2 separate regions of the Homo sapiens genome follow, and region 2 is linked to region 1. Evidence: chromatin loops called from intact Hi-C (ENCODE). Cell type or tissue: GM12878. All regions are shown on one strand. Each heading gives the region's core, and the rest is flanking DNA. Links, peaks and the distances in the headings are about the cores only.

What was found. Hi-C counts contacts between places; a loop is a spot of excess contacts. Peaks named below come from ENCODE experiments on the same cell type or tissue, not always from the same donor. Only the 100,000 strongest peaks of a DNase experiment are listed, where the experiment ranks them.
Region 2: it touches region 1 in a loop (3-fold over the local background); 1 of 110 quality-filtered maps calls a loop at or near these places.

What each region holds. Positions count from the first base shown.
Region 1 is chr2:227,775,056-227,791,662 of GRCh38, reverse strand. It overlaps the pseudogene SNRPGP8. Among named protein-coding and RNA genes, the nearest start is that of CCL20, 30 kb to the left of the region's middle. In GM12878, for the core only: no CTCF peak of the experiment used is centred there; DNase peaks (open chromatin) are centred at 8,042 and 8,615; H3K4me3 peaks cover 817 bases; H3K27ac peaks cover 1,896 bases.
Region 2 is chr2:228,585,120-228,601,726 of GRCh38, reverse strand. All of the region lies in intron 1 of LINC01807 (long intergenic non-protein coding RNA 1807), which reads left to right. It overlaps LOC105373921 (a long non-coding RNA gene), which reads right to left. Exons shown (of 3, transcript XR_007088115.1): 2 at 9,281-9,374; 3 at 6,433-6,513. Among named protein-coding and RNA genes, the nearest start is that of LINC01807, 18 kb to the left of the region's middle. In GM12878, for the core only: no CTCF peak of the experiment used is centred there; a DNase peak (open chromatin) is centred at 10,856.

The DNA of each region.
Region 1 (16,607 bases), core at 6,281-10,280:
ATGATCTTGGCTCACTACAACTTCTGCCTCCCGGGGTCCAGCCATTCTCCTGCCTCAGCCTCCTGAGTAGCTGGGACTATAGGCACATGCCACCACACCCGGCTAATTTTTGTATTTTCAATAGAGGTGTGGTTTCACCACGTTGGCCAGGCTGGTCTCAAACTCTTGGCCTCAGGTAATCCTCCCACCTCGACCTCCCAAAGTGCTGGGATTACAGTGTGAGCCACCACACCCAGCCCAGAATCACTTTTAAAAAGATGATTTCAGTAATGAAAGCAGGTAACTCACAACACCGTGGAGCCTGGGTAGCACATGAAGCACCTTTATATAGTTCTCCTTCATTCATTTCTCTTACTCTGTATTTATTTTATTTTAATATCACTTCTGCTTTCTTTGGGGATTTAAGCTTTTTTTTTTCTCGCCTTCCTCCTCCCTCTTTTCTGTCTTCTCTCCCTTCCCACATGCTTTTCTTATTTCTTTTCAATAGGCCATTAGTTTTTACATATGAAATATGGTATATGATATTTTCCCCTCTTTCTGCTTCCTTTTGTCCTTCCCTGCTTTCTGTGCCAAATGTTAGTGTACATGAGTAGAATTTTACTTAACCAGCTCTAGAAAAATGTTGACCCTTTTACTTATTGATAAAAATGTATGTGTTTACTTTCAAACTGTACCTCTAATAGAAAAGACATTAGCAAGTTCTTCCACAAATTTTGGGAGTTTAGAATAAGTAGGTAGCATGAACGCATATGGCTAAAATGCCATTACAAATGAGAAAGCTTTTGTTTCAGCATGAAGGCAGCTAAGAAAATCATTCAGACACAAGTTTCTTCATCCCTCCAACTCCAAAGAAGTCCGACCTCCACAACACATAACAGAAGTAAGATACTAGGGCCAGGTGCAGTGTCTCATGCCTGTAATCTGGCATTTTGGGAGGCCGAGATGGGAGGATCACTGGAGGTCAGGAGTTCAAGACCAGCCTGGCCAACATAGTGAAACCTCATCTCTACTAAAAATACGAAAATTGGCTGGGCGTGGTGGTGCAAGCCTGTAGTTCCAGCTACTTGAGAAAGCTGAGGCAGGAGAATCGCTTGAACCTGGGAGGCAGAGGTTGTAATGAGCCGAGATCGCACCACTGCACTCCAGCCTGGGTGACAAAGCGAGACTCTGTCAAAAAAAAAAAAAAGAAGAAGATGAAGAAGGAGAAGGAGAAGGAGAAGAGGAAAGAGATTAAGTACAAGAATGCAGGGAATTACTTTGAGAAACTGGGAAGCTAACACTAATGAGAACTTTCAGTGAAGGAGGGGAGGAAAGGAGGAAAAGACTGAATGTGATGTTTCCTATAATTTATAGCAATAAAACACATTATAAGTACAGGAATCCCTTATTTCAGGAATTTTAACTATACCAAAATGTATAAATAAGAAATGACCACTCAAAGTTACCATGCCAATTACTCTATAGAATGTGAAAGATGCATCTTAGAGAAACACATAAACACACAGAAGCATTTGTTGAACATCTGCCGTGTGGTCAGATGGTCAGATTTGCCTGGAGGAAATAACGTAAGACCAGAAACCAGAAAGACTAAGTTCTAGGGTCATCTGGGTCACACACTAGCCGTGTGGCCCTGATCAAACAAAATTTTAGCCTCAGTTTCTGCATTTAAAAAGTGGGAATAAGCATGTATCCAAGTATGATTGGGAGGATTGGTGAGGTAATCCAAGTGAAAGTACCCTGTACAATGTAAAGTATGACTCAGACGCAAACTATTATTGATGATACCATTTCTACTGCACTAAGCAATATGGTCAAGACACAGACATAAGAGAAATAGTCTTGTGATTGAGCAGCTTATGATTTAGTTAGAAAGACAAAACAAAAATTCATGAGAAAGTCACAACAGCAAGCATTTATGTAGCAACTTACTGGCAGGCACTTTTATGTGTATTTTATGTATATTAATTTGTTTAATCATTACAATAATAATAGAAGTATCATCATGTATATTCTCTATTGTATATGTCACAATGACTATTATAATTCCCATTTAACAAGTGAGGAATCTGCTACAAAGTAAAATGAAGTAACTTGCCCAGAGTCACAGGAAGTAAGTGACAGAAATGAGATCTGAACTCAGTAGTAGAGAGAGAGAGAAAGAGAAAGAGAGGAGGAGGAGGAAGGGGAGGAGGAGAATAAGGAGAAGAAAAATAAATATAAAGAGGAAAATACGGTTCTAAATTCTGTGTTCCACATTTTATGTTATTAAAGGAGACATTATTCAGGTAACCAACAACCTAGCAGTGAACACTCACTCTAATGGAATATTCTCAGAGAAACAAAGATATATTAAAAACTATTCTCTTCCTTTAAAGAAGTTGGTGAATTATGAAGATACTACAAATAAAGTGTTAGAGTATGGGAATTTGACACAGGACATTTTACACAGAAGAAGAAATGAAGTTGTTCTCTTCTTTCCTTCTATTCTCTCAAGACTCGTCTGAATCATAAACAGCAACTAGGGTTTCTTTGACTAAGGAGAGAAAATATATTCTAGAAATGGAAGAGGGAGAACAATGTCCTAAGTAAATAAATAAACAAACAAAAACTTCCTAGATATGATAAGATTATCTCTTGGCACCTGTAGACATTTCTTGTATGTGATGCCAAAAAAAAAAAAAAAAAAAAAAAAACACAAACACCCTGCTTCTATTTCATCATTCAAAAAAATTTGCAATCCACCCACAATGTGCATGCCAGCATCCTACAAAAGTTTACCTGGCATGCAAGCCATTTGGCCTGGAGTTCTGGCAGGGACTACCCCAACTCCCTCCTCACCCTCAACTCTTGCAGTGTGATGATTGCTGACTTCTTAGTCTTACTTTTTGTCGTGAACTATTTATCATTTCCTGTACATCAGGAAGAGACTTGACTTTAGAGTAGAAAGTAGTCTGTCAGCATTAAGTCCCACTGAATAAACTTGAACCAAATCCAGTTCCCAGGAGTGACTAACTAACAGCCGCCTAGCATGATCACACAAGAGCCATCTGATCCCCTTCGCCAAGCCCATGAGTGTGACACAAACAGAGAAACTCAAACGGGGATTCAGGATGCGGGAGAAAAGTTAGCATGATTCCCAAATGAAGATTCGGAAAATGAGGAGGGCGGAAAGACATTGTTTGGGAAAGTGAATGCTAAACACATATCGGCCTCAGACAGAAGACAAAGCCAAGAGTAGAGGGGAAAGGAACTGATTGTGTGTCTGTCTCTGGGGACACACGAGGCCTTCTTAGATCCAGGTCTTCAGACCCTCACCACTGTCAAGGTGACTAGCCTAGGGAACATTCAGCATACACATCTGCAGGCTTGGAGAAGCCCCTCAGAACATGAGAGGGAACTCACTTGGTGGAATTCTATCCACACTTCTCCTGTGCAATTCCGTCATTCCAAGAAGTCCTGGGAAAATAGAAAATCTCTTCTGGTCTTATCTCTCACTCACCATAATAAAAATATCTAAGATCTTTCCCTAATGTGTTTTCCCTTGCCCCTGGAGTAGCTCCAACCATCACTCTTGTTAGGTGGTCATATTCTACATGTCATTCAATGTCTAATTCAAAGGCTACTTTTTCAAGGAAGTTCCCATAATTGGATGAAATAGTTCTCTACTTTGAACTCCCATTGGGCTTTGTTTTTCACACCGCATAATCACCTGTATTGTCCTGTCCTTGTCCATTTAGCACCTGACAGACGGTGCTGAAAAGTTCAAGGATGTGTGGAAGATGGACGAACCATGTGAAGTCACGTTTGATTACTCCTACCCTCATTTGCCCTATCTGTTTGTCACTAATTCTTTTTACACTTTGCCTCCAACTCATTTCCTTCTCTCCCACATTGGCTGTCCTGGTCTCAGGTCTCAGAGCTCAAAGTCTGTATTAATATAGTAGTTTTCTGAAGCAGCGTCCTCACTGCAGCCACAGAATCAAAGAATAATAGGATGATAACATCACAAAAATTGTTCTCCATTGTTCTAATTGGTTGGTCCCCAGGGGAGAAAAAGGGGTTGACAGACCAGTCCAACTTCCCCAGGGGGCTGTTTTTGACACAGGCAAGATCCTTTTTTAGGAACTAGACCTGAGGAGAAGTAATAAATAGGAAAGAAGAGTAATGATGGGGAAATTACATGAACAGAGTGAGGTGATGAGATTTCTTTTTCGGGGGGGTAGTAACCATGAGTTTGAAATTTTAAAGAAAGGAAAAATGTTTAAAGGGAATAGTTTGAAATTTTTTGCTAAATGATGCTCTATGGAAAAAACTTGTAGAGGATTTCTTACCTTTGCAAGAAATCCTACAGTAAGTTGAAGTTTATTTTTGAGAACTTTGTGCTTAGACTAGTAGATTGCTTGATGTCATGTTGAACAAGACTAAATTATACCAGGCATGGTGGCTCACACCTGTAATCCCAGACCTTTGGGAGGCTGAGGCGGGAGGATTGCTTGAGGCCAGGAGTTCAAGACCAGCCTGGGCAACATAGTAAGACCCCCACCTCTGCAGAAAATACACAAATAATTTTTTTAAAAAACTAGATCACAGAATATCTCAGCCTTATTCTGGCTACAATAGAACCTCAGGATCACAGAATCATAAAACACAAAAAGGAAGTTTTCTCCTTAAATATATAAGAAAACTGAAGTCCACAAAACTTAAGTGACCTATGCAAAGGTATATCACTAACCATTGGCAGAGTCTAGCAACCCAGAAATTATCCTGCCCAAACAATTATTCTTGCTGCTCTAATATCCAAAGAATCCCCTAAAATGCAGACCATGCCTATTATTCCCATTCTTCACCCATTACCTATCAAAAGAAATTCTAACATCTTAAGTATGAAGTTACATAGGAAGACACACAAAAATATTAAATGAGTAAAATTTACCCAAAAATGGACAGAGCTTTATAGCTCTTTGATAGTTATAATTTGGCATTAATTTCTTCATAGATCTGCCACTTTCTCCCAAAATGTACCTTCTGTTGAGTTAAATAAGCCTCCTTTCTCATAATAAAGCCTATCGATTATTGAAAGTTCTCTCTATAACATGTTATTTATGTACTAATCATTCTTTGGGTACCTATTTCTATACCTATCTTAGAGATAAGAGACTTGGACAATTGAATAACTTGCCTAAGGTCACCCAAAACTTGTAATGTCGGAGCTGAGATTTGAAACCAGATAAATCCAGACCCACATTCCACGCTGCTTCTGCTCCATCACCCGCTTCTTCCATACTGGCCATAAAAGGAGAAAGTTGATGGCTGCCCTGGAATCACTGGATTCCAAACCTGGGTAAGCACCCTTGCCCAGGTTCACATGGCTAGACTCTAGTGGAATCAGAAATTCAACACTGAACTACCTTCTTCCAAAACCCGAGCTTCTTCTACAGTGTTTTCCTTTGACTTCTAGCCTTGTGACCTTGCTTCTGTCTGTTGCCCTATAACTTTTCCAAGTCTTCCATGGCATTGCTGGAGGTAACTCTGTCTTCCATGAAGCATTTCCTTATACTCCTTGCTTCATAATTACTTATCACTTACAGCAGTTTGCTACAATACTTCAAACTGAAGAATTATTAACTTCAAATTGTTTGGATCCCTAGGCACTGCCGTGGGTGGTCTTCAAGATGTTTACCCAGCCCCAGAAATTGTGTTTGGCTTTATATGTATAGCTATATTTTTCTTGGGAAGTAGGCCATAGTTTTCATCCCAGCCCTCAAGGAGTCCACAACTCCAAAAAGTTGAAGAATGGCTACCTCGGAGCACCTCTGCAAATCCTCAGATTTGCTCTAAAAACAAACAAACAAACAAACAAACTGTGTTTCTTCTTTTCAATGTATTTCCCTGAGCCTACTACACAAAGGAATTTCAACAGTCCAGGGTCTTTTTTGTAACAAAAGAGGCTCCAAATTTCCCTCAGTGCTTTCCTATGGTCAGAATTCCAGGATCCCGGTTATTTGAGCACCACAGCTAATTTCCCAGCTGTGGCACTTCCCCACTTCTTTCCTTTATCCTTGTTCAGACAGTTATGCTGTGCTTTTCCTACACTACTTGATTACTCCTCTTTTGAAAGTCTGACTGATAAACTGTTCCCAGGCCCTTTATCTCAAGCCTTTCATTCTCTGCCTGACTGAGCAGGTAGTTTCCTGATACTGGGACCAGAGCCAATCAGTTCTCTTTTGAAAAAAATTCCCAAAAGGGAAACCCAAACCTATTGAGAAATATGAAAAATGTAGAACCATTTTATTCCTGTCATCTATGTTTATCAATTCAGAGCTTCAAGTTAGACATGTAAAATGATTCAGAGAAAAGGGAATGAAATGTTTGAATCCACAGTCAGATTTCAGGGCTATAAGTGAACTCATCCAATTCAACAAACAAGTCCACCAAACACCCACAAATTTCATCAAAGTCTTAAAACTAGTTAGTTGCAAAATCAAGAGGGTTTTTTCCTCCAAATCATTCTCTATCACCAACTCCAAGACATACACACATTCTTTTCTTACTTGAATCAGCATTTTTCTTTTTTTTTTTTTAATGCTATCCCTCCCCCAGCCCCCCACCCCCCAACAGGCCCCAGTGATCAATGTTCCCTGCCCTGTGTCCAAATGATCTCATTGTTCAATTCCCACCTATGAGTGAGAACATGCGGTGTTTTGTTTTCTGCCCTTGTGATAGTTTGCTGAGAATGATGGTTTCCAGCTTCATCCATGTCCCTGCAAAGGACATGAACTCATCCTTTTTTATAGCTGCATAGTATTCCATGGTATATATGTGCCACATTTTCTTAATCCAGTCTATCATTGATGGACATTTGGGTTGGTTCCAAGTCTTTGCTATTGAGAGCATTTTTCTAATTCTATATACCAAAGCTTCTTAGCCACAAAAACAGGAACATGTCAACTCATCTTGCATGGCAGCAATTTTCCTGACTTTGGGCCTAAACTGGATAATGCAAATCATATATACAGACTTAACTGTGTAGCACCCAGTCTAAAAATATTTATAGTTATACAAAAGAGAGAAGTAAATAAAAACCAAAGTCATGGTCACATCTAACCAGAACAAAACTAAAGATTTGCCAGCTGGCTTCATGACGCAAGGTTTAGTAACTGACTATATCCTGGGCTCAGCAGTAGGCCCCTAGCCCCTCACTAAAGTATTAAATCTGCAAAGACAGCTCTATGCAGCAGGCTGGCAGTAGCTTCTGCCCATTATGAGGGTCAGCAGCCCTGCAAAGGCAAGGCAGAGACTCTTTGTTCAGCAGCTTCCTACCCTCATTTTCTTTCCAATAGGAAACAAACCACCCCAAAGGTCCCATCAACTCTGCCAAACCTCTCTGCTTCCCAACTGCAGCTTTACCAGAAGAGATAAAAAGGAGAAACTGCTTTTACTGTTTGGAAACAATCGTGGAGCTCATGTTCGGGAAAAAGTGAACACAGTGAGATCACACTTCTCCCTAGGTATTTGGGGTTATTTCTCACTGGTGTTATATGGATCTGGGAAAGTGAAATAGGGGACAAAAAATGAGATAACAGAAAAGGTCTCGATGCTAGGATTAAAGCTGAGTGGACAGGCCCGGTGCGGTGGCTCACGTCTGTGATCCCAGCACTTTGGGAGGCTGAGATGGGTGGATCACTTGAAGTCAAAAGTTCAAGACTAGCCTGGCCAACATGGTGAAACCCCATCTCTACTAAAAATACCAAAATCAGCCAGATATGGCGGCGGGCACCTGTAATCCCAGCTACTGGGGAAGCTGAGGCAGGAAAATCGCTTGAACATGGGAGGTTGCAGTGAGCCAAGATCATACCACTGCACTCCAGCCTGGGCAACAGAGAAAGACTCTGTTTCAAAAAAAAAACATTGAGTGGACAAGGAGGATATTCTAGTCAGACAGTCAGGGATCTTTAAGAAAGTGCTTGAGATGTGGTTATTCTACGTGGGTGGGAGGGGAATCACTACACGCTTTGAGAAGCAGAACTCTACTTGCTATCCACTTAGTTTTTCTTTCGTTTCGGTGACAGAATTTCTTCAAAAGCGCAATGAAGTTTCACTTCTCAGCTAGCACAGTGACCACCTCTTCCATGCTGTTTGAAGTTCTGGCTGTCTTGTGGGGTCCATTGTTACCACAGTAGAATCCAACCAAGGTGGGCATTGCCCCCAACTCCTGGTGTGACTAGCAACCCCATATAAATGGTTTTTCCCATTTCTTCACTTTGAAACCTCAGTCAATAGCTCAAGATCCTTACTATATAGAAGGAAGAAGAAAGGGAACTTCCTTTTTTAAACAACATTTACATAACACTAACATGGCTTTTATTCCAGACCTTTTTGTTAGTGATTTTCAAATATTAACTCATAACATTAAAAAATCCCAGGCTAGGGACTTTTGAATCCATTATTTACTCCTGTGTCTCTCAGAATATTTGGAAACTACTCATACCAGAATCACATGAATCTTGTGAACAGTGAAGCTGTCTACACCTTCTAAATCAATCCATACAACAACTGGGAGAGGTAAGTGTATTCACACCCATTTTTCTTTACAGATGAAGAAACTGAAACTCAGAAAAATTTATGTCCTACCGCAGGCCACATAGCTAGTAAGTCCCAGAGCCCCGATGGAAACGTGAGTCTGCCTGGCACTAGAGCTCATGCTCCTTCAGCAACAACATGGTACAGAATGAAATAATGTGGGAGAGGCTGGGCACGGTGGCTCACTCCTATAATCCCAGCACTTTGGGAGGCCGAGGCAGGTAGATCATGTGAGGTCAGGAGTTCAGACCAGCCTGGCCAACATGATGAAACCCCCCACTCTACTAAAAATACAAAAATTACCCAGGCGTGATGGCACATGCCTATATTCCCAGCTACTCAGGAGGCTGAGGCAGGAGAATCACTTGAACCTGGGAGGTGGAGGTTGTGGTGAGCCAAGACCGTGCCATTACACTCCAGCCTGGGCAATAAGAGCGAAACTCCATCTCGAAAAATAAAATAAAATGAAGAAACAATGCGGGAGGATGAACACATGGATGCTGCCTGCTACAACTTCAGCAGCAGAGTCTTGGACATCCACCTTGCGCAAGACATTCCTGAGTGGCACTGCTGTGTTTCTCACACAGCACCTTGGCCTCAGTAGACAACCATGGGACAAGGAAGACTGGGGACTGCATCAAGACCTGAGGTGAGACAGGAATGGAGTGGACAGCAGCTACAGAAGGTGGGAGCCGTATGAGTTCAGCTGTGGATCATCCAGGCAGAAGAACAGGATGTCACGATGCTCAAGAGTTAAGAAACTGGAGTGTCCCCAGAGATGACAAGCAATCTATGAAGAGACCTATTCAACAAAGTGGGTAGGGATGCAGAGAACAACAGAGAAATGAACAGAAAATAACAGAGCCCCATCACTGTGCCCAGTTTTCAGGACAGGCTGCGGTCCCTGGGGTGAGAGCAAAGTGACGGAGAAAAAGGCACGGCCGTCTCCAGAACTGAGACCTGGCCTTGGCCCCAGCAATAGGGCAGAAGCCCAGAAATCACAGCTGGATGCATGGTCGGGTTGGACCAGTGGCAAGGGGGCAGAGTCCTAGCACATTGTCTGGAAGGAGGCATTTCCCACTCTTCCGTGGACCACCATGCTCGCTGGGGAGGGTGAGGGGTAGCTTGGGTGCGCTGGGCTAAGCAAAGCTCACCAGATACTTTACTGATGTTTTTGCCAAGGCATTTGTATACTCAGATGAATTTTGATATCTCCAAAAAGGGGCCATAAGTCATTTCCCAAACATATTTGATCACAGTGTTACTGGCGGCGAATCCTTATGTGTCTGCAGCAACCTCAATTCTTGCCTCCTCAGAAGGAAGAATTCTACTAAGGGCCATAAGGCCAAAGGAGAGATTGAGGCAAGTTTTAGAGCAGGACTAGAAGTTTATTTAAAAGCTTTAGAGCAGGAATAAAAGGAAGTAAACTACATTTGGAAGAGGGCCAAGCAGGCGACCTGAAAGGCAAGTGCACTCTTTGACCTTTGACTTGGGGTTTTATACGTTGGCATGCTTCTGGGGTCTTGGCGTCTGTCCCTTTTCCCCGGATTCTTCCCTTGGGGTAGGCTGTCCGCATGCACGGTGGCCGTCCAGCACTTGGGAGGGGCCCCATGCACAGTGTGTTTACTGAAGTTGTACGCACGCTCCCTTGAGCTATTCTTCCTTTACCACGTGAGTGTTCCTATAAGGTCATATACCAATTAAACTCTGCCATTTCGCCTCTTAGTGCGCATGCTTGAGCCTACTCACCCAACGCCTGAGATCTTATCTGGAAGCTGCTGATCACCAGTTTCAGGTTTTTTCTATCTACTGAGAGACTGCCTTTCCCTGGCACTGGCTGTGACCAATTATTATTTTAGAAAGGCAGTTTAACAACCACCTGACCATCACTAGATGGTTGATGGTTGCCTGACATTCCTGGTGGGAAGTCGGGGGGGCCTCCCCTGCCCTGTTCATGTCTGACTAGCTACCTACTGTAACAACAGCATTCCTTTTTTGTTCTTTAACAGATCGTCTATGGTTATCTTCCAGGATATCAAAATAATATTTAAAAAGCAATGAGGTTGTAAGCTTTGGGTCTGTTAATAAAATAGATAAATAGATAATAAGGTAGTGTTTTTTAAATACACTCTTCACACTCAACATTGAAAATATGTCCTTAAAATGGAGCAATGCCGGGCCAGCAGGTGGGGATCCAGGAGTCCTAGCCACGCAGAGGGGACTGCAGGGCTGGAGACCAGGCAGGGCCAGACAGACACAAGGAGAATAATACATAGAAATGTGGTTCCTGGGCCAGGTGCAGTGGCTCATGCCTGTAATCCCAGCACTTTGGGAGGCCAACGCAAGCAGATCACTTGGGGTCAGGAGTTTGAGACCAGCCTGGCCAACATGGTGAAACCCCGTCTCTATTAAAAATACAAAAAAAACATATTAGCCAGGCATGATAATGAGTGCCTGTAATTCTAGCTTCTTGGGAGGCTGAGGCTGGAGAATTGCTTGAACCTGGGAGGCAGAGGCTGCAGTGAGATGAAATCATGCCATTGCACTCCAACCTGGGCAACAGAGTGAGACTTCGTCTCCAAAAAAAAAAAAAAAGTAGTTTCTGCTGTCAGATGTTTAGATGTTTACACTCCATAGCACTCTAGTCTTTTCAAAAAGGCAGCTGTGTCTTCTCTTTCACTTTATCCAGGCTATAGCAACATTTACATGACAGCTCTGCTGGTTTTCTCCTCCCCTTTTCATGGAGTCGGTCATTAATAATAAAATGTGGTATGTCCATACAGTAGAATATTGATCAGCAAAAAAAACCCTGCAAAGCACTGATACATGCTACACACAGATGAACCTCAGAAACTTCATGCTGAGTGAAAGAAGCCAGGCACAAAAGGCCACATACTGCGTGATTCCCCTTTATATAAAATGTCCAGAATAGGCAAATTCATAGAAATAGAAGTGACATGGATGGATGCAGGAACTAGAGGTGGGAAAGGAATGGGGAATGACTGTGAATGCACATGCTTTCTTCCAGGAGTGTGAAAATGCTCTAAAATTAGATTGTGGTGATAGCTGCACGACCCTGTGAATATAATAAAAGACATTGAATTGTATACCTTACATGGCATGTGAACTCATCTTGATAAAGCTATTTTAAAAAAGGTTACTGAAGGCTGAGTACGGTGGCTCACACCTGGAATCCCAGCACTTTGGGAGGCTGAGGAAGGTGGATCACCTGAGGTCAGGAGTTCGAGACCAGACTGGCCAACATGGCGAAACCCCGTCTCTACTAAAAATACAAAAATTAGCTGGGGGTGGTGGCAGGCACCTGTAATCCCAGCTACCCAGGAGGCTGAAGCAGGAGAATGGCTTGAACCCGGGAGGCAAAGGGTGCAGTGAGCCGAGATCACACCACTGCACTCCAGCCTGGATGTTTACTGAAGCTCTGTCCCTCCTCAAAAAATAAAATAAAATAAAAATAAAAAGGTTACTGGGTAGTTCCCCCACACCCAGCTTGCTAAGAGAGAGGTGCATCGGGCCTCCATCCCTGGGGCAAGGAGAGCCCTTCCTTTTTTTTTTTTTTTGAGACAGAGTCTCGCTCTGTCATCCAGGCTGAAGTGCAATGGCACGATCTCAGCTCACTGCAATCTCCACCTCCCGGGTACAAGCGATTCTTGTTCTTCAGCCTCCCAAGTCTCTGGGATTACAGGCTTGCACTACCATGCCCGGCTAATTTTTTGTATTTTTAGTAGAGACAGGGTTTTGCCATGTTGGCCAGGCTGGTCTTGAACTCCTGAGCTCAAGTGATCCACCCACTTCGGCCTCCAAAAGTGCTGGGATTACAGTCATGAGCCACCGCACCCAGCCTAGAGCCCTTTTTTCCTTCCTGCAATCCATCTTCTCTTTTCCTTCTGGTGGCAAAACTCCCTTGTGGAAAGCACACTTTTTTCTGCCACCTACTTCTCTCTTGACACACGTACAGCACCTCAGTTACTTCTAAGAAGAAAATGGCTTCTCAAAATGGGATTCTCTGATCTCCCTGAGTCTTTTAGCCCCGGTTTTGAAGAAATTGATACCCCCTTTTTGCCAAATTGCCAAAACTCTGAATGGGGGAAAAACAGCCCCCTTTTGGCTCTTCACTTGTTAACACTTAACTTTGCTCAAATAAAGTGATTTGCGCCAGGTGTGATGGCTCACACCTGTAATCCCAACACTTTGGGAGGCTGAGGCAGGAGGATTGCTTGAGGTTAGGAGTTTGAGGCCAGCATGGGCAACATAGGGAGACCCCCATCTCCTAAGAAGAAAGAAAGAGATTCCGTTCCAAGGCATCTGTGAGCCTGTGGAGTAGACACCATGAGCAAAGCTCACCCTCTCAAGTTGAAAAAACTTATGGACAAGAAGTTATCATTGAAGTTAAATGGTGGCAGACATGTTCAAGGAATATTGCAGAGATTTGAGCCCTTTATGAATCTTGTGATAGATGGATGCATGTAGATGGCAACTAGTGGGCAACAGAACAATATTGGAAAGGTGGTAATACAAGGAAAGAGTATCATCATGTTAGAAGCCTTGGCCGGGCGTGGTGGCTCATGCCTGTAATCCCAGCACTTTGGGAGGCCAAGGCAGGTAGATAACTGGTGGTCAGGAGTTCTAGACCAGCCTGGCCAACATGGTGAAACCCCGTCTTTACCGATAACACAAAAATTAGGTGGGCGTGGTGGTGGGCGCCTGTAATCCCAGCTACTCAGGAGGCTGAGGCAGGAGAATCGCTTGAACCCAGGAGGCAGAGTTTGCAGTGAGCCAAGATCGTGCCACTGCACTCCAGCCTGGGCAACAGAGTGAAACTCTGTCTCAAAAATAAATAAATAAATAAATAAATAAATAAATAAATAAATAAATAAATAAGTAAATGTTAGAAGCCTTGGAATGAGTATAAACAACGGCTGTTCAGCAGAGAAATCCACGTCCTCTCTCCAAAGAGCCCATTTTACTATGATGAAAAAATTAGGTCATGTACATTTTCATATTAGACTTTTTGTTAAATAAACTTGTGTAATAGAAAAAAAGAAAAAGAGAGAGAGGGAGGGGAGGGAGGGAGAGAGGGAAAGAAGGAAGGGAGGAAGGAAGACAGGGAGGGAGGGAAGAGAAAAGAAGGAAGGAAGGAAGGAGGGAGGGAAGGAGGGAGGGAAGGAAGGAAGGAAGGAGGGAGGGAAGGAGGGAGGGAAGGAAGGAAGGAAGGAGGGAGGGAAGGAGGGAGGGAAGGAAGGAAGGAAGGAGGGAGGGAAGGAGGGAGGGAAGGAAGGAAGGAGGGAAGGAAGGAAGGAAGGAAGGAAGGAAAGAAAGAAGGTGGAAGGAAGGAAGGAAAGAATGGACAGCCAAGGAATTAGGAAGAGGGCAGAGAGGAATAGATCCTCCCTTCCTCCCTGGGCCGTGCAGCTACAGGTGAGCAGATCCTGAATTTGGCAGGTGCACAGCAGTCGTGAGGGAATCACATGAGAAGCTCTTGGAGCCTCCAGGATGGTGGATTGGTGGCTGCTAAGTTTTTAATGTATGCATCCATCCAAAAATTCATGTTGGAACTTAAATCCCAAAGTGATGGTGGGAGATGATTAGGCGTGAGGACTCCATCCTTGTGAATGGGATTAATGCCTTTATAAAGAGACTTCAGAGAGCTGGCTGGTCATCCCGTGCCTTCTACCAATTGAGGACACAGCATTCATCCTCTCTGGAGAGCACAGCAACAAGGAAGCAGAGAGAGCAGTGAATCTGCCAGCACCTTGGCTTCAGACTTCCTAGCTTTTGGAGATGGATGAAGAAATAAACTTTTATCATTTATGAATTACTCCATCTGTGGTATTTTTCTATGGCAGCAGGAACAGACTAAGACAGGCCAAGAAAGAAAGAAAGAAAGAGAGACAGAGAAGAAAGAAAGAAAGAAAGAAAGAAAGAAAGAAAGAAAGAAAGAAAGAAAGAAAGAAAGAAAGAAAATCCACTTTTCGTAAAAGTAATAATTAATAAAATGTAAACAATTAAAAATATTTGACTCCTCAAAAATATCAAGTTCATTAAAACCAAGGAAAAACTGAGTCACTATCACAGTCCAAGGAGCACTGAAGACACCTGATAACTAAATGTAATGTGGTCTCTTGGAAGGATCCTCAAACCGAGAAAACATATTAGTGGAAAACTAGTGAAACCCAAATAAGGTCAGGAGTTTAGTTAACATGAATGCGCCAATGTGATTCTCTGTTTTCATCAATGCAACATGGCTATGTAAGTTGCCCACAGTGGAGGTAGTCAGGTGAAGGGCACACGAGAATTCTCCCTACTATCTTTGTAACTTTCCTGTATACCCAAAATTATTCCACAATAAAAGAGCAAAATTGAAAATTGAAAAAAATGTCTATGCACAAGCATAAGTCTAGTCCAAGCAGACTGTTATTATCTTTTTTTTTTTTTTTTTTTTGAGACAGAGTCTCGATCTGTCGCCCAGGCTGGAGTTCAGTGGCGCGATCTTAGCTCACTGCAAGCTTCGCCTCCTGGGTTCACGCCATTCTCCTGCCTCAGCCTCCTGAGTAGCTGGGACTACAGGCGCCCATCACTACGCCTGGCTAATTTTTTGTATTTTTAGTAGAGACGGGGTTTCACCATGTTAGCCAGGATGGTCTCGATCTCCTGACCTCGTGATCCGCCTGCCTCGGCCTCCCAAAGTGCTGGGATTACAGGCGTGAGCCACTGCACCCGGCCTGTTATTATCTTTTTAGCTGAATCGTGTCCTTTCTCCTGCTTTTCATGGATTAATTTAGTTTTCGTAAGGCCTTCTCCATAATCAGATGCAAGAAGCGTTTCTTCCCACTGGTTCCCAATGCCCCACCAAAACCTCTCTGCGGCCATGTCCTGCTCCTTTCCTTTCTACTGCATGAAAGAAGATTCCTTTTTGTTTGTTTGTTTGTTTGTTTTCCTTTTCCTACAGATTCTTCCCTGAGGCTGGGTGTGGTGGCTCACGCCTGTAATCCCAGCACTTTGGGAGGCCCAAGGCTCCCTGACAAAGGATCACCTGAGGTCAGGAGTTTGAGACCAGCCTGGTCAACCTGGTGAAACTGCATCTCTACTAAAAATACAAAAGTTAGCTGGGCATGGTGGTGGGTGCCCATAATCTCAGCTACTCGGAAGGCTGAGGCAGGACAATTGCTTGAACCCAGGAGGTGGAGGTGGCAGTGAGCCGAGATCACACTGCTGCACTCCAGGCTGGGTGACAGAGTGAGACTCTGTCTCAAAAAAATAAATTAATTAAATTAAATTTAAAAAAAATATTCTTCTCTTTAAACATCCAGAGAAAATTGAGACACTGTGGGACTATGGGCTTTAGTTTTCCTTGGAGTCAGGATCTGTTTCCGGGGGTGACTTCTACTCACTTCTAACTCTACCGCTTACACACACACACACTCTCACACACACACACCCCTTACAACTTCAATTATATGCTACTGTAAACATTATATAATCCCATCTGCATTTTACCAGACTTATCTTAAAGGTCAAACCACCCCCTAGCAACCTAAAACCTACAGGCAGAAACCATGAACTTATAGTGACATATTCTTGTACCTTTTTCTTTTTAAGCAAATGGATCATTTGAAGTGATACAAAGTAAAGAACAACAAGCAGAAAATGAATCATGTGGATTGAGACTGCACCTGTCAGCACATAGAGAGGAATGAAAAGTTGAAGCCAAATGTGTAAATGTCAGCATTTGTCTTTTCATTAAAAGAAAGACCTTTACTGTTAGCATCACTTTTCACACCAGTTTTCAAAATGTGGGTGAGAATATTTTCCAGTTCATATCAGAGCAGGCAAAACACCGCAACACTAAAGATAAAATGTTAACATCAAGATTTCCTGGAAATCAGTATTGATGGCATTCACACAGCTTTGCCAGACCATTAGAAATGTTAAGAACTTAGAAAACTCCTGTAATGCTGGGTGGAATCAAAATGAAAGGTTGTCAATCAATGAGAGACGAAGATGAGAGG
Region 2 (16,607 bases), core at 8,492-12,491, 810 kb before region 1:
AGAATTGCAGAAGTACAAACCTAAAGACAACATATGTCAAACAGAACATCAGTATAACATTCAACCTTCCTTCTTGCTGCCAAGCTTCAAAGGCCTAAATGACATTTCCTAGACTCTCTTGAGCTAGTTTTCTGGATGCACAAGACGTACCACTAATTAGGTGCATCAAGTGGCCATGTGACCTAAGATGCTTATTATGGGATGATTGTTATCCGATTCCCCAAGCTGTCAATTTTGGTGTGTTCATAAGCCCTCCATTATCAAGTAGAACAGCTAAAATAAGTGAGTGAGCTCTAGTGGGTTCTGGAGGAATAAACAAGTTGCACGAGCTAATGACTCGCAGTATTGACTCTGGATATATTGCCACTTCTTCCTCCACCCACACCTATGCCACTGAGGCATTTACTAGGACTGTAGACTGAGGAAGAAAAAATTAAATCCTGAAAAACATGATTTAACAAAATATCCTATTCCACCTGGAAATGGAGTTCTAAAACAATATTGTCAGACTTAGGGGTGGCCCTAAAGTTCAGTGGAGAAAATAGTCCTCCCATTGAGGAAACCTACAAGAAGTTCATTTTGTTTTTCCTTTTATTTCTGGGAAAGAAAAATATCTAGATACGTAGATCTATAGCAATTAATTAGAAGCTGATGGCTTGGCAAGATGGTTGGATGTTTGGAAGAAACAAGGTTACTGACAACAAGGTCTGGGGAAGTGGCATGTAAATAGGCTTCTCAGAATGACAGCAGAGTCAAAGCAATTTGTGTTGTTAGAATTTTTGTCTCTAATGTACACTCTGAAGATACTTAGTACTCAGTACTCAGAATAGGTGCACTACTCTCTGTATGTCAGTGAGCTTCTTTCCCCAGTCATGCCAGTGTTTTCTTAGAGGGACATATTGGCAGGTGTGGTGGTGCCATATGAGTTCCACTATCTGCTTAACCGAGGTTGGTCTGGTTAACACAACTGCTGACTTTTCAGTCTCCAATATACAGACCAATATTGAGACCCTAAAAAGGTGTGATACTCCAGGGCAACAGCCATTCACCTAACAGAAAATTGATTACATGGAAACCTTTTCCCCCTCTTTAGGCCAAACAATTATTTTTCACATAGATTGGCCTCTATCTATTCCTATAATGCTCTGTTCAGAACCGTCATTTGTAGAGTCATTAAATGCTTATTCACCATCACAATATTCCATGCAATATTACCTCAGACCAAGGAGTTCAAGAGGCAAGAGAGTCATGTCTATGTGACTCACTGATCTTAATATGCATGCCGTCCTCCAGAAGCAGTTACTCATATAATATGGAGGAATGATCTACTAAGTAATCAACATCATATGGGAGAAAATGTATCATGAGAGTCAAGTATGGTTGTAGAAGCTGCAGTAAATGTACTAAACCAGCAGCCAATATATGATGTTGTTCCTCCCTTAACCATAGTATAGAGTTCCAGGAACAAAATATTAGAAAGGAAAATGACTTTATTCACTCCCACTATAGTAGTTTTTGTTTGCTCCCACTATAGTAGTTTGCTAGAGCTGTCATAACAAAGTACCACAACTGAGTGACTTAAACAGGAGAAATTTATTGTCTCACAGTTCTGAGAGCTAGAAGTTCAAGATCAAAGTGTCATCAGAGTTGATTCCTTCTGAGACTTCTAAGGGAGTGATGTGGTTTAGCTCTGCGTCCCCACCTAAATCTCATGCTGAATTGTGAGCCCAAGTGTTGGAGGTGGGACCTGGTGGGAGGTGATTGGATCATGGGGGTGGCTTCTAATAGTTTAGCACCATTCCCCTAGTGCTGTCTCATGAGTGAGTTCTCACAAGATCTGGCTGTGTAGGTTGTACATGTCTAAGAATATAACAATTTCCTTGAGATTTTCCAGTGTACTGGCAAGTAGTTGCTCATAGTAGCTGCTAATGAGCTATTGAATATCTGCAGTATCAGTCGTAATGTCTCTTTTTTTATGTCTGATTTTACTTATTTGGATTTCCTTCTTTTTTTCTCAGTTTCTGTCACTGAAGTTTTATCGACTTTGTTTAACTTTTTAAAATGCAAACTACTTTTATTGATGCTTTTTATTGTTCTTTTTATCGATGCTTTTTATTGTTCTTATTGTCCTACTACTTCCTTCTAGTAGGAGAGGTTAGCAAGATAAAGTCCACACTTCCCAGCTTCCCTTGCAGGAAGGGTTCTGAAAGTGAATTGTGCGGGAGATTTGGCTCACTTCCTGTTCTCTTGTCGGCTGTTTCTCTATGTTTCCTGTTTGCCTTTATTCTTTGGGTCTCTAATGAAAGTTTGCAGTGCTTACCAGGATCTTCTCCTCCTTGTCAGGTCTAGAGCTCTGACTTTTATCTCCAATGTGAAAATGCCAGTTTCCTTTTTTGCATTTTTGGTTTCTAAGCTGTCGTTTTCTGCTTGGTTTCTCAGCCTCTCACTCCGGGTTTTTGCAGTTGAGGGTCTGGCAAATTTAAGGGTACATTTTATACAGAATACTGGACTTAGTTCTTTTAGTTCTCTGGGACCCTGGACCCTCCCATCCTGGTTTCCTTGTGGCTCTGAGCTCCACTTTGTTTCCTTTCTCCATTAAGATCGCTGTACAGTCTAGGCTGGTTCATCTCAAATTTTACTAGTAAAAAATGTCTTGTGGTCGGGCGCTGTGGCTCATGCCTGTAATCCCAGCACTTTGGGAGGCCGAGGCGGGCAGATCACGAGATCAGAAAATCGAGACCATCCTGGCTAACATGGTGAAATCCCGTCTCTACTAAAAATACAAAAAATTAGCCGGGTGTGGTGGTGGGCACCTATGGTCCCAGCTACTGGGGAGGCTGAGGCAAGAGAATGGCGTGAACCCGGGAGGCAGAGGTTGCAGTGAGCCGAGACTGTGCCACTGCACTCCATCCTGGGCAACACAGCAAGACTCCGTCTCAAAAAAAAAAAATTAAATAAAAAAATTAAAAAAAATTTAAAAAAAGCCTTGTTTGTCCTTACATAGCACTTCCATAAAATACAGCAAGTATGAATTACTGAAAAGATTTACTAAATAAAAGACATAAAGGACATAAAAATATGCTTGCTTTTAAAATTACTAGATAAAATGCACCCAAAATTGCTCTGTTAAATTATTATAAATATTTCTAAATTTGTCACATGTCATAATTATCTCAATAATACATATTGGTGTAAACAGTTTACAGAGGCCCTTTGCACCACACTTTGGTAGCCTTGTCTTAGGACATTGCCTACTGTTTAGTTGTCTAACACCACAAGGAGAGACTAATAGGAACCTACAGCTGACCTGGATGAATTTCCCCCACTCTGGGTTTTGTACCCCAAGTGCTGGCTGCACTTGCTGCTTTCCAGTCTTTTCAAACAGCAGGGGGGTTTGTTCTTGTTTCTCAATACAGCTTTCAGTTTCTTTCAGTAGGACTATGAGCTGAATACCACCTACTCCATCCTAGTTGGAGAAAAAAACCCTTTTCATCCTAGTTGGAGAAAAAACCTCCCAGCCGTGCTTCCTGTATAGCCTACAGAACTGTGAGTTAATTAAACCTCTTTTCTTCACAAATTACCGTATCTCGTGTAGTTTTTTTTTTTTTTTTTTTGAGACGAGTCTCGCTCTGTCACCCAGCCTGGAGTGCAGTGGCACAATCTCAGCTTACTGCAACCTCCACCTCCCGGGCTCATGCCATTCTCCTGCCTCAGCTTCCCAAGTAGCTGGGACTACAGGCACCCGCCACCACGCCCAGCTATTTTTTTGTATTTTTAGTAGAGACGGGGTTTCACTGTGTTAGCCAGGATGGTCTCGATCTCCTGACCTCATGATCCACCTGTCTCGGCCTCCCAAAGTGCTGGGATTACAGGCGTGAGCCGCTGCGCCCGGCCCCAGGCTCATGTACTTCTTTATAGCCATATGAGAATGGACTAACAGAGAGAACTCTCTCACTTAGCTTATGGTGATTGGTGGCTAATTCAACATTAGCCTTGAATATAAATGGCCTAAATCCTATACTTAAAAGGTATAAAATAGCCAATTGGATTTAAAAAAAAAAAAAGCCATCCTTCTGTGGTGTTCGAGTCCCATCTCACATGTAATGACACCCACAAAAAGTAAAGGGTTCTAGAAAGATCTATCATGCAAATGGGAAACAAAAACTAGGTGGATGAAACACAGGGAATTTTTAGGGTAGTTAAACTATTCTATATGATAGCACAATGATGGATACACATTATGCATTTATCAAAACCCACAGAATGTACAACAGAGTAAACCGTAATGTAAACTATGGACTTTCATTCAGTAGGACTATGAGCTGAATTCCACCTACTCCATCCTAGTTGGAGAAAAAACCCTTTCCAGAGTTTTTGATATTTGTTTTCCTATTTCCTTCACTTACCACACCTTCCTGAGGACAATGACCAAGTTTGTTCTATTTAGGGTCAGTAAACTACAACCTACCATTTACATCTTGATTTTGTAAAGAAATTTCTATTGGACTACAGTCACACCCATTCATTTACTTGTTTATGGCTGATTTCTCTACAATGACATAATTGTGTATGAGAGGTTATACGACCTACAAAGCCTGAAATATTTACTATCTCTTTACAGAAAAAGTTTACCAACCTCTTCCCTATGTCATTTGTATTTTTCTGTAACTCTTAGAATTTCAGACATTCTGCAATCATGCACTATGAGACAAATATTTATTAAAAACTGTCGAGGTACTGGGAACTGGGCAATATTCCTGAGATTCAGAGATAAAAAGGCACCATCTTTTTATAAGTAGTATGTAACAAAGTATGTGCAGTGATTACTACTGGCTGAGTTTTAAAAGATAATTCTGAATGGAGCATTTATTATCCTGAGTTGGAAACATTACTAGTCCATTATTTGAAGCCATGGTGCCATCATTATGATTTTATTTCTGATACTCTCAGGGATAGATGATATCTAGAGCACACAGTTTGCTCATTTGGTCTTTCTTAGTCAAGTCCATGACTTCCTTTTGTCATGGTGGTCTTTTACTCAAAATACATTTATATTTTTTATCGAAACAAAATATTTCAGGCTGGGCATGGTGGCTCACATCTGTAATCCCAACACTTTGGGAGGCCGAGGTGGGTGGATTACCTGAGGTCAGGAGTTCAAGACCAGCCTGGCCAACATGGTGAAACCCTGTCTCTACTAAAAATACAAAGAAAAAAAAATTAACAGGGCATGGTGGTGTGCATTTGTAGTCCCAGCTACTGGGGAGGTTGAGGCAGGAGAATCACATGAACCTGGGAGGCAGAGCTTGCAGTGAGCTGAGATCGGGCCACTACACTCCAGCCTGGGTGACAGGGCATGACTCCATCTCAAAAAAAAAAAAAAAAATTTAAAGATGCACATTTTTTGTTAAGCGTAATGAAAGAGAACTTTTGTTTATATCTCACCATTGAAAGTAGAAGCTATTTTTTCCTTTTCAGATGAGATCCGGCACGTTCAGGGTGGTATGGCCATAGACATTTAGTTTCTCATACTACTAATAAATATTCAAGTAATAATTAGTTGTGATGAAGCACAACACTTCCCCTTCTAAAACTGCTTCTCATTTGCATGGTATGTTTGTTCCCTTCATAAACCGTTTTAAATTGAGAATATATTGTTATCCAAATACTCCATTCTTATTTTTCTTTCTTGAATCATTTATTCACACTCTTTGAAGTAAGATGATGATCTGGATCTTAAACCTGTCTGTAGCCATATCACAAAATAACAAATGCTCTCTGAAGCACAATGGGACCAATCTGACACCGCATAACCCAAAAACAGACACCTGAATCGTGTTTCCTCTGGAAGCATTTTATTCTCTGTCATTGTCTACAAGAGCTGCTGCCTAATACACACAATGGAAGATTCATGAATCACTGAGGCATGAAAAAATGTTTTTGTAGCAGCAGAAATGTAATTAACTGCAACTTTGGTAATATTCTAGAGTGAAAAAAGAAAAACTTAGAGACATTTCTCAGGCAATGCTAAATATGTATGAAATTCCCAACCTTTTTATCTCACACTTAAATGATTTCATAGGCTCTTTAAGAGTCTTGCTCTTGATGCCCTTTAACATTGGAATGTCTATTCTGCTTGCTTTTCCAGGTAGCATTTTGACGCTTAGCTGATTTACTATTAACAGCAACATTTTACTAATACTTATTAATATTTGGAGTTTTTTAACAATAGCATACAAGTTATTTAGGAGCTTGTTAGAGATTCATAAGCGCATTAAATTTTTAAAAGATTTTGAAGCTCATGAAGCATGAAGAAATGTCCAACGATGTCTGGGGCATTTCTAAGATGTGATCTTCTGGTGGAACGGGATCAATGGCTCTGGGAGGGGCATGGAGAGTGTTGAGCAGAGAGTAGGTGGCACTGGGGGATGGTGAGAAGTGAGCATGGCTGGTGTTTGCCAAGAAGGTCTTCACATGCTCTGGCAAAGGTCTCCTAGTTGAAGAAAGTGCCCTCTGTTAAGAGAAAGCAGAAGATGAATGCTTATTTCTGTGCTGCATCTTACTGCATCGTGTATTTTCACAGCACTGCTAGGGTACAGGCAATTCCAGAAAGTTTGCTCAGGCCCTAGGGCACTTCAGTTCTCTTATAGTTAATTATATACAGGTCAAAACTCCCATACTTGGTGGATATATTGACTGAGGGCATCTAAAAAATCTCTGCATGGCCAAGGATAATATCTTACACAGAATAGGTCCTAATTAGCATATGTTGAAAGCAGAAAGGACACATTTAGGAAAGTTACAAGACTGGAAGGCAGGCAGGAAAGGCCACCCTTGTAAGATTAACAGAAAGTTAGATCCGGATAAAGAATTTTACAAAAGTGTCAATATAACTAATAAAAATGGCCCTAAAGAATACTTAAAATTATGGTTTATTGAGCATTTATACTCTGTGAGGACATTGTGTTTTTATTTTTCTTATTCCATTATTATCCACACTAATCCGCTGAGGTGGATCTCAGCATCAAAGTAACCTCAGGAGACTGTTAAAGACAGATTCCAGGGCACAACACCCAGACCTTGGATAATTCAGTAGATGTGGGATGGGACCTACGAACCTGCATTTTAGAAAGTATCCAAAGAGATTCTGATGTGCCACACATTACCTAGACTCTAAGTTTCTATTTATATAATCTAAGAAACCATTAACATTTCTGCCAGCCACATCACAGTCTTTTCATATTAATCTTACTGTCAGTCAAAACCCTTAGGTTCTTTTTACACTAATTACTTTAAGACAGACACTGTCTTCCTTCAGTTCCATATTTATAGAGTTCAAAGTGAGAACTGCAATGAATAATTTTAAATCTATTCTTATTCAATTTCATGTGACAAATGCTGACTTGTAGTCCAGCCTGTTGAGAATGTTTTGGATATTTATTCTGCTACGCCATGAATTATTGTCCTATCTCAAGTTTGAAATCAGCCACACATTTCCTAAGTGTCTCCTTTATTTGTAAGAGGGTCATAAACCACTAAAAGAAAATGACAAAGGGCAGAATGCTGTGAGCTCACTAGAGGCTTTCTTAAAGTTGATTGCCAACTTGTTAACTGAAAATCTTCAGCTACATTTTTTCACCAACGACAAATTCCCCTATCTCAACTTCTCTCCAGCCTTTATTTCTCCAGAGTCAATTAGAAAAATTTCACATTTTATTAAGTGCCTTACTGATCAAGTTATTGTATTTCTATTTTCTTTCTCTTTTGTGCTAGTACAGGGAATTACAACAAAGGGAGTTTGTATTCATCAGAGATCTCCAGAGAAAGAGCCAACGGGAGATTGTGTGTGTGTGTGTGTGTGTGTGTGTCTGTGTGTCTGTGTGTGTGTGTGTGTGTTTTAATTATAAAGTACTGACTCTGGGGATAATAGAGGCAGAGAGTCCCACAGTCTGTAAGCTGGAGACCCTGGAAAGCCAGTGGTATAGTTCAAATCTCTGAGAGCCAGCCCATCAGTACTATATAGACTTCTGTCTGGGTCTGAAGGCCCAGGAACCAGAAATGCTGAAGGCAGGAGAAGGTTGATGCTCTGAATAAATCAGGCAGAGTTAATGCAACCTTCCTGTGCCTTCTTGCTCTCTTCAGGCCCTCAACAGATTGGATGATGACCATCCACTTTGTGGAGAAGCATCTGCTTTACTCATCCATCAAGTCCAATGCTAGGGTCTTCTGGAACCACCCTCACGTCTATACACAGAAATATTTAACCACCCATCTGGGCATCCTGTGACCCATTTAAGTTGACACATAAAATTAACTATCAGAAGGTTTGTCTGGTGTTTAATTAAATATACACTTTTTGAGCACCCAACTATGTCTAGGCACTGTCTTTTATTTAATAAACATGCACTAGTCTTGAGGGGATCTAGCTTTGTCTCCTAATGGGTCGCAAAGCATTCATTCTAGAATTGAGTAAGACAGTGCTTATAAGAGGAAACACCATGCTTCCTCTCCATACTGGTTTCCAGTCAATGCTCCATGAGTTTTAGGGACTCCAAAGAAGTGTCTACGAGATCACTTTAATTAAAAAATGTCATAATAGGCATTTTTGTGGAAACTCAGATTACGTAGTATAGACAAATTCCTTTTGATCTAAATTAACAGAAGGATCAAATGAAAAGGGACTTTGAATATCAATCATGCTTATATGGTGATATCTTCTCTACTGTCTTCCACTATAATTTATTTATTCCTATTTATGTTTCATAAACTTAACCAATATCCTTTCTTTCCTATTACGTTGTCAATTTCTTGAGAAAAGAGGACATATTTTATTCTCTTTTTAAAACTCTGGTACAATGTTTTGCCCAATGTTGGCAAACAACAAAAATTATTTTTGGAGAAATGACTTTCAGCAGACACCTGGCAGGATGGAAGTTCATAGAACCAAAAAAAAAGAGAGAAAATTGCAAAAGAAAATTGTGTCATAGCCCACAATTTTGCCTATGATCTATCTTGGATCCCTTCTACCCGTAAAGAAATTGGGGCATATTAGGTTACCAAAACTGACTGGTTTTCAGGCTTTTTCAAAGGTGGCATAGAAGCAACTGAATGAAATTCACAAATTAGAATTTGATTCAATGGTGAAATTAAGTGCTTGCTCACTTCTCTACCAGGCACTTTGCATGTATTATCTCATGTTTAATGCTCATGCATCTTGTGAGGTAATTTTTACCATTACTCATCTTCTACAAAAGAGGAAAGGAAAGCATAGAGAACTTACTAATTTTCCCAACATGAGTGGTGGAGCAAGGAAATTCTAGGTACACTGATTCGAAGACTATAAACTCTTACATTTCTTAATCTATATACTGCACCTAGGATAGAAGAGTATTTCATATTAACCACCTTTAATACAACATCACAGTGAATTTATGTTTTACTCCATGTAGCTGCTGAATCTTTGACTCAGCCTGCTTTAGGCTTCTGTGTGCTGCTTGCACATGGAATGGAGAATTGAGATCCTTTCATGATGCAAAAGACTTTCAAGCCTGTTACAGTAAAACAATTATATTTACAAAGAGAAAAACTGTGTTCCAGTTTGCAATCAATCAGTCCTGCAAAGTCATTATCCTAGTAATTGGATTACTACAATTGTATGTGAAAAAGAGAACTACCTGATATACCCTTGATGAAAATGACAACAACATTTATATCCAAATGGGCAATTTGGGTATAATTTAACTCGATGTGTGGTAGCAAAAAACCCTCTTCTGAATATATATGTTGAATATTAATTAACATATTTTTAAAGCAAGTTTTGAGAAGTCTAAGCCATACCATCATGCCTAAAAAGAATGTAGCTTTTTACTTTACCAAAACAGCCTGTTTACAAAGAAGGGCAGTAGGGACATGGGTGTAGCCTGACTGGATTTTTCATACAGTTAGAAAGTCATTTAGAAGGCTCAGATGTCAACATGAAAGTTTGCTTTGAGATAGTTATGTCAAAGAAATTAACTGGATCATTACATAAATCTCAGTTAACCTTGGAGAACACTATGGTGTTGTCTTGGATCCCTGATATAAGTATAGGTTCCTAATGGTCTGTTTAATAAGTGCAAAGTTCTCATCATTGTCATAAAAGTTAAAAAGAAATATGCTATTTGCTTGTATCTTTTTATTTGAATTCCAAATTGTATTTAATTAAACAGGGAACTCATTGCTTAGATCTCTTAGTTATTATTTAAACATTTTCTGTTTTAATTTTAACAACGTAAATTTCTATGGTTGATAGGTTGATAATTATATTTTATAATTTATAGAATACTTTTAATATGACATATGCCCGCATTAACAGGTACTATATGAAGAAAGCACAGAATTCCATTACGATTATATGCCGATATTATCATTACAGTGATAAACAGAGATAGAAACTGCTACTTGAAATAAAGAACACAAAATATGCGAGTTGATATAGCATTAAGCATGTCTTATATGTATAGAACTGGACTGAGAGTAAAATGTAAAACAAAAAAGACATTAACCCTAATTTCAGCAAAAATTATATAACATTCAAAATAGTACTTCAAGTTTATAAAAGCCTTTTGTATATTACTTCATTTCGTTTTTACCACAATCTTGAAAGTGAATAGGAAAGACATGTTATTTTCATTTTCAGATAAGCTGTTTGGACAGAAAGAGGTTAGACGATTTGTCCTAGGTTATAGAGCTAATGAATGGCAGAACTGGGGCTGGAACTTAGTGCTTTCAATTCCAGATGCAGATATACTTCTTTTGTTTTAGCTGTCTTAACCCACATTGTATTAGGTATGGATTGGTAAAATTGAAACGTACTACATACTGTTGCCATAGGGATGGTTAATGATGTGGCACAAAGAGTGGTTCATATTTCTGCTTAATGGGATGTTACAGTTTCATTTTGGACTCCAAGCATGAAGGATTTCTTTCTAACAAAAGGGAAGTGAAAAACTTCTCCATTAGAAAAGAATACAAAGAAAATTCTAACCTAATAGATAAAATGTAGCAGCTATTCCTTCCTCCCTCCCACCTTCCCTCGTTCCTTCCCTCTCCCTTCCTAATTCTCTCTCTTCTTACCTCTAAATAAATCTTATAAATGCAATAAAACTTCTAAATGCCAAGCTCTGTGTTGACAACAGAAATAGGAAACACATAATCCCTACCATAATACAACTTACATTCTCACCAGGAGATGATGCCAAGGGAGGGGAAAAAAATAAATTAAAAATAAATTACATCATCTGTAAATTATAGCAAATTCTATGAAAAAAATCAGAGTGCAGACAAAGAGAAAAACAGAGTCCTGATTTATATAGGGGTGGTCAGGCCTCTCTGAAAAGATGGTATTTACGTTGAGCCTGAAGAGTAAAAAGAAAACAGCTTAGTAGATAAAGACACAGAAGTAGACAACAGCACACTCAAAAGCCTTAAGAAATACCTAGCTGACCACTTCAAGCAATTGAAATAAATACAGTGTTGGCTCAATGTGAGCTTTGACTAGGTGAGCAATATGACTTTGGAGAGGTGGAGAAGGGACAAAACATGCAAAATCTTTTAGGCAATGGCAAGGAGTTCAAATTGTTTTTTCTGATGTATTATGAAGTCATTAAAAGATCTGGAGAGGGAAGTGACGTGAGTGAATTCTTATTTTAAAGACAACTTTTACTACTACTTGGAGAATGAATTGGAAGGGTTGGGTGGGAGGAGAGAGAGTGTAAATGTGAAGATCAATTAGGATTCTGTTGTAATAGACTAGGTGAGAGTTGACTGGACTGGGGTGGTGGGAGCTAAGATGGAGAAGATTAGGGGTACTTAAGTATTTGGGGAGTGTAAGTATTCAGGTCTTGGTAATTAATTGGATGTTAAGGATTGAGAGAGGAATCACAAAGAATTTCTAAACTTGGGGCTTTACCAGGCCGATAATTAGTTATGCTGTAATTTAGAGATATTGGGAAATTGAGGCGGGAAGATAGACCGATTGAGGAAGTATAGAATTAGGGGATTATGCTGCCTTAGAAATGGCTATAAACTGTAATATTTTCTATATCAAGCTGGATATATAATTTGTGGTGTTACCTGTATGTAGATAGTATTTTAGTTCACTGAACTGTTAGTATCTAATATCATCTAGAGGGTAAATTTCATAGAGATTTGCAAGAACAAAGTCATGTCAATAAAGACCACAGAGTCAATGGGGAGACTCAGTAGAAATGGACAATAAGGCAGGAGAAACACTATGAAAGTAGAAACGTAGTATGTACACCAGTAGAAAGTAGCACGGACACCAGCAGCATAGAGAAGAAAGGGTTTTGAGAAATATAAGGTATTTAAAGTGGTGGAATTCTACTTGGATATTGCGTAAGATGAGTCAAAAGGAACTACCACTAGATTTGGCAAAAGCAGTTATGAAGGTCAATGGAGTGCTTATCTGGAGAAATTTTATTGGTGAGTAAAGGTAAATACCAGACTAGCATAAATTAAGTCAAAAAAATTAGTAAATGAAAAGATACTCAACATTATTAGTCATCGAGCAAATGTAAATCAAAACCACAATGAGATAACATATATGTCAACTGGATGATTTTCATAAAAAATACCTATAATAACAAGTGTTGGTGAGAATGTAGAGAAACTGGAACCATCATACACTTTTGGTGGAAATATGAAATAATGCAGTTGCTTAGAAAAACAGTCTGGTAACTTTTCAAACTGCTAAATATAGAGTTATCAGATTATCCAACAATTCTGCTTCTGGACACGTACCAAAGATAAGTGGAAACATAAGTCCACACAAAATCTTGTACACAAATATTCATAGCCACATTATTCGGAAGAGCCAGAAAGTACAAACAACCCAAATATCCATGAGTTGATGGAAGGATAAATAAAATGTGGCATATCTATACAAAAAATATACTTTAGTCATAAAATGAATGAAGTACTGACGTATGCTACAGTGTGGAAAAACCATGAAAACATCATGCTAAGTGAAAGAAGCTAGACACAAAGGACCACACGGTGTATTATTCCATTGAATGAAATGTCCAGAAGAGGCAAATCTGGAGACAGAAAGCAGGATAATATTTTCCTAGGATTTAGGAGGCATGGGAGTGAGGAGGAGGTGGAGAGATTAAGAAATGACAGCTAAGGAGTCCAGGCTTGTTTTTAGGGTAATGAAATGTTCTAAAAATGATAGCGTTTATAGACGCACAACTTTGTAAATATGCAAAAACTATTGAATTGTTCACATTAAGTGGGTGACTTTTGTGGCATATAAATTATACCTTAATCAAACTGCTAAAAAAAATAGAAAATTAGCAAGTGAAGACAGCACAGGAAGAACAAAGAAAAAAGGAAGGAAAGAAGAGGCCGGGTGCGGTGACTCACTCCTGTAATCCCAGCACTTTGGGAGGCCGAGGCGGGCGGATCACGAGGTCAGGAGATCGAGACCACGGTGAAACCCCGTCTCTATTAAAAATACAAAAAATTAGCCGGGCGCAGTGGCGGGCGCCTGTAGTCCCAGCTAATCAGGAGGCTGAGGCAGGAGAATGGCGTGAACCCAGGAGGCGGAGCTTGCAGTGAGCCGAGATCGCGCCACTGCACTCCAGCCTGGGCGACAGAGCGAGACTCCGTCTCAACAAAAAAAAAAAAAAAGAAGAAGAAGAAAGTATTCAGTATGTTTAGCTTGTTAGGAACAAGCAGGGGATGAGAAGGAAGACCAAGTGGTGAGATAATACCAATTTCTGCTTTGGATTAAGGTGTTTATTAAATTATTAAACATGCAGAAATATTTTTTAAAAGATGACTCTTTTCAATGAACAATTACAATATTGGATCGCAAACCAAGGATTATGATTAATCCAATTCTTTTGACCTGAGAGTCAAAAAATAAAAATTCTTATTTGAGAGAAAGGATAGCAGGAAGGAAGACCTACTAAGCAGGATTTCTGCTTAGAAGATTTTATTTTCCACTTAAGGTTTCCACTAATGTTGGATCAATCACTCACGATCAAGGCACTAATAACGTATTTAGAACAGTAACCAAAAAAGTAACTTCAAAGCAACTTTAACAAGTAGTTTAAATGGTCAAAGTACAAATTGAATAGCACAAGTGAAATAAATCTCTCAATATCCTCATCAATAAAAGAAAATTATAATCAAATAATTTATAAAATCCACACTCTGCATTTTAATAAATCTGAGATATCTAAATAAATCTCTTCTAGAATGCTATTCCCTTATTAAAAAGGTGTTGACCTCTGTGAATGGAAGAATCACAGAAGAGTCACGCCAGGTGGTCTCCATGGACCAACATGCGCTAACATATGAAAATACCAATAAATATGAAAAATCAACTTCATGTTTCCACACATCTGATACACATCATGTTTTCAAATATAAATAATTTAACCATGATGTGACAATTTAAGGGGAAAAACCCTTTTGTTCTGTCAATAATAGTTACTTGACTAAATGACGGATGATGAAAGGACATTGAAAAGCATTTTGGAAAGATTTATATGAAAATGGAGATGAAATATGGAGAAGGAAGATTAAGAAGCCAGACCATTTTTTCTATAATTATAATTTGATATTCTTTTCTTCATAAATGTTGATTAATTTCAAGTAAGAAAGGGAAATCATTGGAATATTAGGCGGCAATAGAACTAAGATTAAAATCAACAGCTGGAGTGTTGGTGAGGTATCTGTGTTTCTTGGCACCAATTTTGTTATTCATTTAGGAATGTTGTTTTAAGGGGTGTTCATTAGCTACTCATGGTGTATGGGCTCATTGCACTGCACACATTTTCACATTATGATGAGTCTGTTACCAACTAAATATACCATGTGGTCTAATGATTGTATCAGGATTTGAGAAAGAGCCTGCTTCTTAATTAGGATCAAAAAAGTCTTGAAGACAAAAAGATAATCAAATAATCTTATAGTATTAGAGTTGAAGTGAGTTTGTCCAAACTTCTCATTTTATAAATGAGAAATCTGAGGCCCAAACAGGTTAAATAACTTCCCCCTGATCATTTAATGTCGGAGGATCTAGGATTGCAAATGTCCTAATTCCTTGTCTGTCTCGTATTTACTGTACAAAAAATAATAAACCACTATAATTATTTGCCCTAATTCTGAATTCAAATAAAACAAGGTTTTAAACATTTTACAATCAAATTTCCAACTTTTAAGTATAGCAAAAAGCAACATTTGGAGGCGGAGGTTGCAGTGAGCCGAGATTGCACCACTGCACTCCAGCCTGGGCAACAAGAGTGAAACTCCATCTCAAAAAAAAAAAAAAGAAAAAGAAGAAAACTTGATTTTCCCACAATACTGCTTTGTCAAAGAAAAATAGCAATGTGGCTCTCGATGCAAGGAGTTTCTTAGGCAACAGAAAACCAATCCTTTCTTGAACTGCATCTAACTACTGATAATCTCACATACTGACTTAAAAATGTAAAGATTAAATATATTTTTACTCTTCTAGAAGCTGCATTTTATTCTTAACATTTGTTTGCCAAATGGTCAAAGTTAAACAGGGGAAAAAAATGTTTAAGACTACTGCAATAGAGGAGAGATGCCACAACACTAAAGTCCGAGTTCAGCTCCCTGAAACAAATGATGAGAGAGTTTTTTTGTTTGTTGGTTTGTTGGTTGGTTGGTTTTTTTGAGGAGGACTTTCACTCTTGTTGTCCAGGCTGGAGTGCAGTGGTGCAGTCTCGGCTCACTGCAACCTCCGCCTCCCGGGTTCAAGCAATTCTTCTGTCTCAGCCTCCCAAGTAGCTGGGATTACAGGCACCCGCCACCACGCCTGGCTAATTTTTGTATTTTTAGCAGAGACGGAGTTTCACCATGTTGGCCAGGCTGGTCTCCATCTCCTGACCTCAGATGATGCGCCTGCCTCGGCCTCCCAAAGTGCTGGGATTACAAGGCGTGAGCCACCACGCCCGGCCAAGAGTTTTGAAGAGTTGAGGTTGGGGAATCACAAGCCATCTGTTTGCCCTCACTCAATGGAAAAGTAAACTTTCTCCTATCTTCATGATGGGGTAATTTTTGCACTTGGAGCAAGGCACCCACTAGGTCAGGCTCCTATCTTTCCACAGCAACTGGGCAGTAGGGATGCTAGCCTCTTTGATGATTACATTTCAAAGGGACGGCTCCCAGGTCCTTGAGAGAGTCAGTCCTGGGTTGTAAAACTGGAAAGAAGCTTCTAAAAATATTTTCATTTCAAAAAGTCAGAGGAAGAGTTCATAATAAGTTTTCTAAAGTAAATACCCTAAGAAAAAGGAGGGAAGGCTCCTCTGTGTTCAGACCAACTGGATGCTTTGAGGGCAGGATGGGAAAGTGGTTAGGGGCCTAGAGGCAGGAGGAAGCCTATCTAGAGTGTAGTCAAACTGAGGGACATGCTAGGGCTGACTTGGTCATGCCCAAGGATGGTTCTTCCCAGTAAACTGATGTCATTTAAAAAATGCTGATTATGGCTGCATAGTATTCCATGGTGTATATGTGCCACATTTTCTTAATCCAGCAAAACTTAAAGTATAATAAAAAAATAAAATAAAAAT